2 separate regions of the Homo sapiens genome follow, and region 2 is linked to region 1. Evidence: chromatin contacts called from ENCODE Hi-C data. All regions are on one chromosome and are shown on one strand. The core of a region is the stretch at or near the end of the contact, and the rest is flanking DNA. Distances in the headings are between cores, read along the strand shown. Region 1 holds the start of C1orf159 (chromosome 1 open reading frame 159). Region 2 holds the start of CDK11A (cyclin dependent kinase 11A).

The links. Hi-C counts contacts between places; a loop is a spot of excess contacts on that map. Pooled maps may share reads with other maps.
Region 2: a loop to region 1 is called in a pooled map, with 14 times the contacts of the local background. The contact joins the promoter of CDK11A here to the promoter of C1orf159 in region 1. A Hi-C loop is called at or near these places in 7 of 50 pooled maps.

What each region holds. Positions count from the first base shown.
Region 1 is chr1:1,114,478-1,118,198 of GRCh38, reverse strand. It overlaps C1orf159 (chromosome 1 open reading frame 159), which reads left to right and starts at 2,110. Exons shown (of 10, transcript NM_017891.5): 1 at 2,110-2,139. RefSeq lists silencers at 1,440-1,489, 1,530-1,649, 1,820-2,419.
Region 2 is chr1:1,722,383-1,726,103 of GRCh38, reverse strand. CDK11A (cyclin dependent kinase 11A) reads left to right here and starts at 1,747. Exons shown (of 20, transcript NM_024011.4): 1 at 1,747-1,846; 2 at 3,273-3,396. The coding sequence starts at 3,286. RefSeq lists enhancers at 815-1,654, 1,635-1,864.

The sequences.
Region 1 (3,721 bases), core at 861-3,360:
GGCGGGGACACTTGTGGACCAAGCTCCAGCATAAGGACACGGTCACCCAGGGCCACAGCCCCAGGCCAAGCCGAGGGGTAGGGACTTGACACTGACACAGGCAGCTTCCGCAGCTGTGAAACCACCCGGGAAACGCTGGTCTTCAGGAAATAGTCAAGAAAGTGGACGCCAGGCATGGTGGCTCACGCCTGTAGTCTCAGCACTTTGGGAGGGCCAGGCGGGAGGACTGCTTGAGCCCAGGAGTTTGAGACCAGCCTGGGCAAAACAGACCCCCGTCTCTACAAAAAAATAAAGAAATATGTGTCAAGGCATGGTGGCACACACCCGTGGTCCCAGCTACTCTGGAGGCTGAGGTGGAGGATCGCTTGAGCCTAGGAGGTCCAGGCTGCAGTGAGCCACGATCATGCCACTGCATCCAGCCTGGGTGACAGCGTGAAATCCTCTCAAACACAAAAAAACAAAAAGGAAGTGGAAACACTGGCTCAGCTCCACAATGAGTTGCCGCAGACGGCAAGAGCCTGTGGCACAGACTGGACTCCGAGAAGGGGACCGCGACTGTGTCCTCCCCGTGGTCCTCAAACGTCGCCCAGGCCAGGTTCCTCTTAATGGGACCGACACAGAAGCTGCACGTCCGCGGGCGCATGGCCGGAAACCCTGCAGCTGTCAGCGAACCCCTGGTGCTGGGCGCCCACGCCCAGGTGTCCCACGGCCAGACACTGGTGGCATCAACTCCTCCAGAGGCCCTGAGGGAACCCTGGGATGGACCCTCAGGCGAACACTGTCCCTCTAAAGAGAAGACACAAATGTGACTTCCCCAGCTGTCCCCAATACTGTTTACAAAACATCCTCACGCTGTTAAGATGGGGGCTTTATTTCCATTGAAATCTCTGGCATTTAAACTTGGGATGGAACCCGGAGGCGGCGTCCATCAAGGAGGAACAACCCCAAGGCGCATGCAGGACGGGCCTGGGAGCTCCCGGGAGCAAGGGAGCTGGGGGGTCTGGGGGCCTGGGAGGTTGGGGGGTCTGGGGGGTTGGGGGGTCTGAGGGGTTGGGGGTATATGGGGGGTTGGGGGATCTGGGGGTTTTGGGGGGTCTGAGGGGTTGGAAGGGTCTGCGGAGGTTGGGGGGGGCCGCGACACCTGCAGCGCCCCCCCACCCTGCGCGCTGGCCCAGCTAGGAGAGGGCCCGGGGACACCGACAGGATTGAAGCCTTTGATGAGCGGACGGACGTCCCCAGTTCCTTCGGGGAGCTCCTTTAAACATGTTTGCCGAAAGCTGCGGGCGCCGCGGGACGCACAGAGCTGTCTTTTCTCCGAGGGTGGCTCAGAGGCAGAGCCCCGGAAAAACCCACGCGCCCGGCCTGTGGGGCAGCGACGCCGCCCAGACCCCGGGGCCGCCGAGACTCACGGGGGAGCGTCCTGAGACCGCAGAGCCCTGACCCGTCCGAGAGGCGAAGCCCCGGGAGCCCTCTGGGTCCGAGCCGTCCCAGTCCCGCACCCAAGGCAGGGTCTCTCCCGCCGCGCTCCGACACCGGCCGCCGAGGTCCCAGCACTGGCGCCGGCCGCGGACCTGGGGCGCATTTGGCGGCGGCTCGCGAGGCGCTCGGGGCGCTCCGTGGGTCTGGAGGGCGCTGGCCCCGCGCGCCCGCGGCCAAACCTGGTGCAGCCGCGCCGCCTTCTCCGATGAAGCCGAAGCCGCCCCGGCCGCCCCCAAACGCTCCGCCTCCGCCTCCGCCTAAACCGGCGGAACGCTAAGGACGCCGACGCTTGTGCGGTCGCCCGGGAGACCCCGACGACGCCCCGCCCCGTCTCCCGGCAACGCCAAGCAGCCGGCGCGCGAGGAATCCGGGGGAATGTAGTCCCTCCGTGTCAGGGACCCGAGACATGCGCTGGTTCTTCTAGGACTACATTTCCCAGGGCGCTTCGCGCCCCGCCCCGGCGCCCCACCCACGGCCGCGCGCGATGGTACCACCAGGCGAGGGCGGCTCTCGCGCGGGCCGCCGGGAGTTGTAGTTTTCTTTGGGAGCTGCGGGGCCTGGCGCCGGGGCCGGGGCGGAAGAAAGACTACAAGTCCCAGGGGGCGCGGCGCCACCGCCTGAGGGCGGGGTGTACGAAAGAGAAACCCGGAGGGCGCCGGGGTGAGTGAGGGGCTGGGGGCAGGCGTGAGGGTAGCGGGTTGGGGCGCTGGGGTCCGTCTGGGCGGCCGGGTCGGCGCAGGGAGTGCGAGAGGCAGACAAAGGTCGGCGGCCCTGGCCCGGCCCGAGGGACGTTCCCTGCGCGTCCCCCATTGTGCGGCGCGCGGAGGAGCCGCCAGCGCCTGGGCCCGCGTCCTCGTCGCCGCCTCCCAACGAGCCTGGCCGCGGTCCTATGGGGGAAAGGCGCCCGGGCTGAGCGGGACGCCTGGGGAGGGGAAGGGGCGTCTGAGGAGGGCAGGGGGACCCCGGGGAGGGGTGGGGAGGGGGTCCCTAAGGAGGGGAGGGGGTTCCCGGAGCGGGGAGGGGGGGTCCCTGGGGAGGGGAAAGGTTCCCGGGGCAGGGAAGGGGGTCCCTGGGGAGGGGAGGGGGTCCCTGGGGAGGGAGGGGGGTCCCTGGGGAGGGGAAGGGTTCCCGGGGCAGGGAAGGGGGTCCCTGGGGAGGGGAGGGGGTCTCTGGGGGAGAGGGGGCACCTGGGGAGGGGAGGGGGTTCTCGGGGCAGGGAGGGGGTCCCTGGGGAGGGGATGGGACGGGCGCCCGGGGGAAGAAAGGGGGCGCGTTCGCCTCGCCTTCCCGGCAGCCGGGAGTGGGGGCACCGGCGCGGTCCCCGGTGTCCTAGAAGTCGGCCACGATTCAGGTCTTTTTCCCGCGAGGCTTTAGGATTTGTTTTTGTCCGTTTGTCACCTGGAGTAGCCGAGGGCTAGTCGGGGTGCAGTTTTTCGGGAGCGCGTGTTCCGGTGGCAGCGAGTCGATGATTGAGTTTGGGTGTAATTTAAGCCCAGGTGTTCGGGGGCATTTCTTACCGCGTTTCAAAGCAAACGCGGCTTCTTCCCCGGGAACTATTTTGTGGCTGAATTCTTAGCCGCCTCGTCCTGTTAAATTTCAGGATGTCAAACTTGGCCTCCTTTTTTTGGTTTTCATTTTTCTTAGTATTACCAGGGTGTGCAGAGAAGGCAGAGCTGCGTCTTCCTCTTTTATTTTTCCGTAAGTTACTGGGGTACAGGTGGTGTTTGGTTACTTGGTTACATGGGTAAGCTCTTTAGTGGTGATTTGTGAGATTTTGGTGCTCCCATCACCCGAGCAGTACGCACTGCACCCTATTTGTAGCTTTTTATCCTTGTCCCCCTCCCACCCTTCCCTCCGAGTCCCCAAAGTCCAGTGTATCGTTCTTAGGCGTCTTCCTGTTTCCTGATGGCTTAACCTGGGAAACCCTCGCAGAGGGAGCCGGTTTTGAGCCCCAGGGTAGGGGCGGCCGCCTGGGATGTTCAGTGATGCGCCTGATTACTCAGGTTTATGTTCCCCGTTTGCATTCAGCCAGGATCCGTCATGGCCACGTTGTTTTTAACATACATGTTTATGAATTATACAGAAACGTTGTTTTCCTGACACACATCCCGCCCCCAGTACTCCTCCTAAAAGCCAGTCAGGCAGGTGTTTCCACACGCAGTCACCTCAGCCCTGGGGTGCACAGGCAGCATCCCGGGAACCCCTGAGATACCTCCCAGCTGCTCCCTGCCTTGCGGCTGCT
Region 2 (3,721 bases), core at 498-2,997, 610 kb before region 1:
AAAAAATTAGCCAGGCGCGGTGGCGGGTGCCTGTAGTCCCAGCTACTCGGCAGGCTGAGGCTCGCAGGATAATGGCGTTGAACCCGGGAGGTGGGGCTTGCAGTGAGCCGAGATTGCGCCACTGCACTCCAGCCTGGGCGACAGAGCAAGACTCCGTCTCAAAAAAAAATAAAAATAAAAAAATAGGGAGATTTCCCCAGTTACCAAGAACTCAGGAAGCAACATTAAGAGCTTGGGGGAGGCCAGGCGCGGTGGCTCACGCCTGTAATCCCAGCACTTTGGGAGGCAGAGGCAGGCTGATCACGAGGTCAGGAGATTGAGACCATCCTGGCTAACACGGTAAAACCCCGTCTCTACCGAAAATAAAAAAAAAATTAGCCGGGCATGGTGGCAGGCGCCTGTAGTCACAGGTACTCAGGAGCCTAATGCGGGCGAATGGAGTGGAGGCGGGAGAATGGCGTGAATCCGGGTGGCGGAGCTTCCAGTGACCCGAGATCGCGCCACTGCACTCCAGCCTGGGCAACAGAGCGAGACTCCGTCTCAAAAAAATAAAAATAAAAAAAGAGCTTGGGTACACAAAGCAAGCAGCATTTCATTCCGGGATGAAAAGAATTCCGATACCCATCGCCCTTCTTGGGCCCTTGTCAGTTTCTTGCCACATCTTTCATTTTCCCATTTCAGGCCCAGTAAATGCGGATGTTTATCTTCCATTGTTTGTTTCCTGAGATTCAGATGTCTAAAGCATTTTTCTGTGACTTTTCAAGGCAAGAGGAAAACCTGACATATGGAAAGGGAATTAATTGCTCGTTTTATCCTCTTCTCCTGCAATGCTCTGAATCCATGGGTTTGGAGTGGGGCCCTGGGAGTTGGGGGAAGCACCATACCCAGTGAGTCTGCACTTTGAGGACCCACTGCCAGTGTCAGCTTCAAAATCACATTGTAAAAGGCCCGGCGCGGTGGCTCACGCCTGTAATCCCAGCACTTTAGGAGGACGAAGCAGGCGGATCACTTGAGGTCAGGAGTTCGAGACCAGCCTGGCCAATATGGCGAAACCTCGTCTCTACCAAAAATATAAAAATTAGCCGGGCGTGGTGGCGCGGGCCTGTGGTTCCAGCTACTCGGGAGGCTGAGGCAGGAAAATTCCTTGAACCCGGGAGGAGGCTGCAGTGAGCCAAGACCACGCCACTGCACTCCAACCTGGGCGGCAGAGCAAGGCTCCGACTCAAAAGTAAATACATGAATAAATAAAATAAAATCACATCGTAAGAGCTCTCCCTGCTTTGTTTCTGAGTAAGGTTCAGAGTTAAATTCCGAGATCGGCCTTTACAAGACACACAGACCTGAGGCGCCTCACGAGGTAACCAGCAGGTAAATGGAGCGCGCTCCACCCACCCGCCACTAGGGGTCCCAGCGGTCAAGGGGGTGGAATGCGGGCGTCCATCGCGAAGGCATTCTGCTCGCAAGCCTTGGCACAGGCGCGGGCTTCGCTACCGGAAAAGTCCCGGTAGGATTCCGGAAGCCGGCCACGCGTTCCGCGCAGGCGCAAACTGCTCCAAAAGTCGGCGTCGCTCTGCTCGGCGCCCCGGCCCGCGCCGAAGTCGGAAGTGCAGCTCACGGCGCAGTTTCTTTTGGAGTCCTGGACCTGAGCAAGCGCTGTTTTATGCGTCATCATCCCGCGCAGACACAGGAAGTGCCGCACAGAGCGAGCCCCTGTCGTCTTGAGTTCTGGGCCAGAGGTCGGCTATTATATCATCATTAGGCGTCAACACAGGAAGTGAGGATACTTCTGGCGAGCGCCGGTTGCTGTTTCTTCTCAGGCTCAGGGACCGGCCGCGGCCCCGTAGGGGTGAGTTCCGACTGGGCGGACCAGGTGTGGGAGCGCGACGAGAACTGCGCACCGAGGTCTTTCTTCCGAGCAGGCCTCGGAGCGGGGCGGACCCGGGCCCGGGGGCGAGCGACACCCTCGCTTCCGCGGACAGTCTCATCCCGCACGGAACTTTGGGTGGTGGAGGCGGCGGGTCCAAACGCTGTCTGGAGCCAACGTCTGCCAGGCTGAACCTCAAGTGTGCGGGACTGAACCCGAGGAAATAGCCCAGTGCCCGGGTCAGGTGGCCTTGTTCGCGAGCACATCTCGGAGCATCTCCCCGGTCTCAAGGTGCAGCTGTCCAGTGTGCTAGTGGCTTCACGTAGTCCAAGCGGTCTTTCTAGCAGATTCTGACAGTAAAAGCAGTGTTTGATGAGTGGCAGGTCCTGAGTTAAGAGCCTTTAAACGGATGATCTTTAATCCGCGATCGATACTATCACGTAGGTGTTGTTATTCTGGTTGTACGGAAGACTGAACTGAGGTGAATTACGTTACCCAAGACCATACAAGAATGACAGAAACGAGACTTGATTTCAAGCGGTCATTTTTCAGAACCCATCACTCTTTTTTGTCGCCCATGCTGCAGCGCAGTGGCTGTTCACAAGCGCACTTCAGCCTGGAACTCCTGGGCTCAATCGGTCTCCCATCTCAGCTTGCAGAGTATATGGGACTACAGGCGCTCGCCACCTTGCCTGGCTTACAACTTATCATTCTTGTTTTTTTTTTTTTTTTTTTTTTTTTTTTTTTTTTTGAGACGGGGTCTTGCTGGAGTGCAGTGACGCGACCTCGGCTCACCGGAACCTCCGCCTTTCGGATTCAAGCGATTCTGCTGCCTCGGCCTCCCGAGTAGCTGGGATTACAGGCACCCGCCACCACGCCCAGCTAAGTTTTGTATTTTTAGTGGAGACAGGGTTTTCGCCGTGTTGGCCAGGCTGGTCTTGACCTCCCGACCTTGTGATCCACCCGCCTCAGCCTAGAGCTTACCTTTTTTTTTTTTTTTTTTTAACCAAGTCTTACTTTGTTATCTAGGCTGGAGTGCAGTGGCGCAGTCTTGGCTCATTGCAGCCTTGACCTCTCTGATTCAAGTGATCCTCCTGCCTCTAGCAGCCTCCTTCCTGTAGCTAGGAATACAGGCACGCGCCACCACACTGGGCTAACTTTTGTATTTTTTGTAGAGACGAGGTTTTGCCATGTTGCCCGGGCTGGTGTTGAACTCCGGAACTCCAGCGATCTGCTCGCCTCGGCCTCCCAAAGTGCTAGGGTTACCGTCTTGAGCCACTGCGCCGGGCACAACTTCTTATTCTTAATGAGGATTTATTCTGAATCCCTCAAAAGTGACTAGGTTCAAGTGTTCAGCACCATAGCTTGCTGTGTCCTGATGTAGGCTGAATTATTTTTCTTTTTGCAGTGTTTTAACTCAAATGGGTGATGAAAAGGACTCTTGGAAAGTGAAAACTTTAGATGAAATTCTTCAGGAAAAGAAACGAAGGAAGGAACAAGAGGAGAAAGCAGAGATAAAACGCTTAAAAAATGTAAGCCATATTTTTTTAAGTAAGTGGTTTTCTTAAAGGAGATTTAATTTCTTTGCCCTCATTTTTCCATTAGAACAACGCTTCTTCGGTGAAGTTCTTTTGTACTTCCAAATGTCGCAGGTGAGCCCAAAATGTATTCTAATATTCAGTTGACATTAAAGGCAGATTTAACACACTAAAGCTGTGTCTAGATTGAGCATACATGGAGAATAAAATACGTTGAATGTTAAGTCATTAGCAAAACTGGACTAATTTTTCTCGGTTCATTATTAGTATATTCATAATACTATCTCTAAGTATTTTTAATATAGTGGGAACTTGCCTT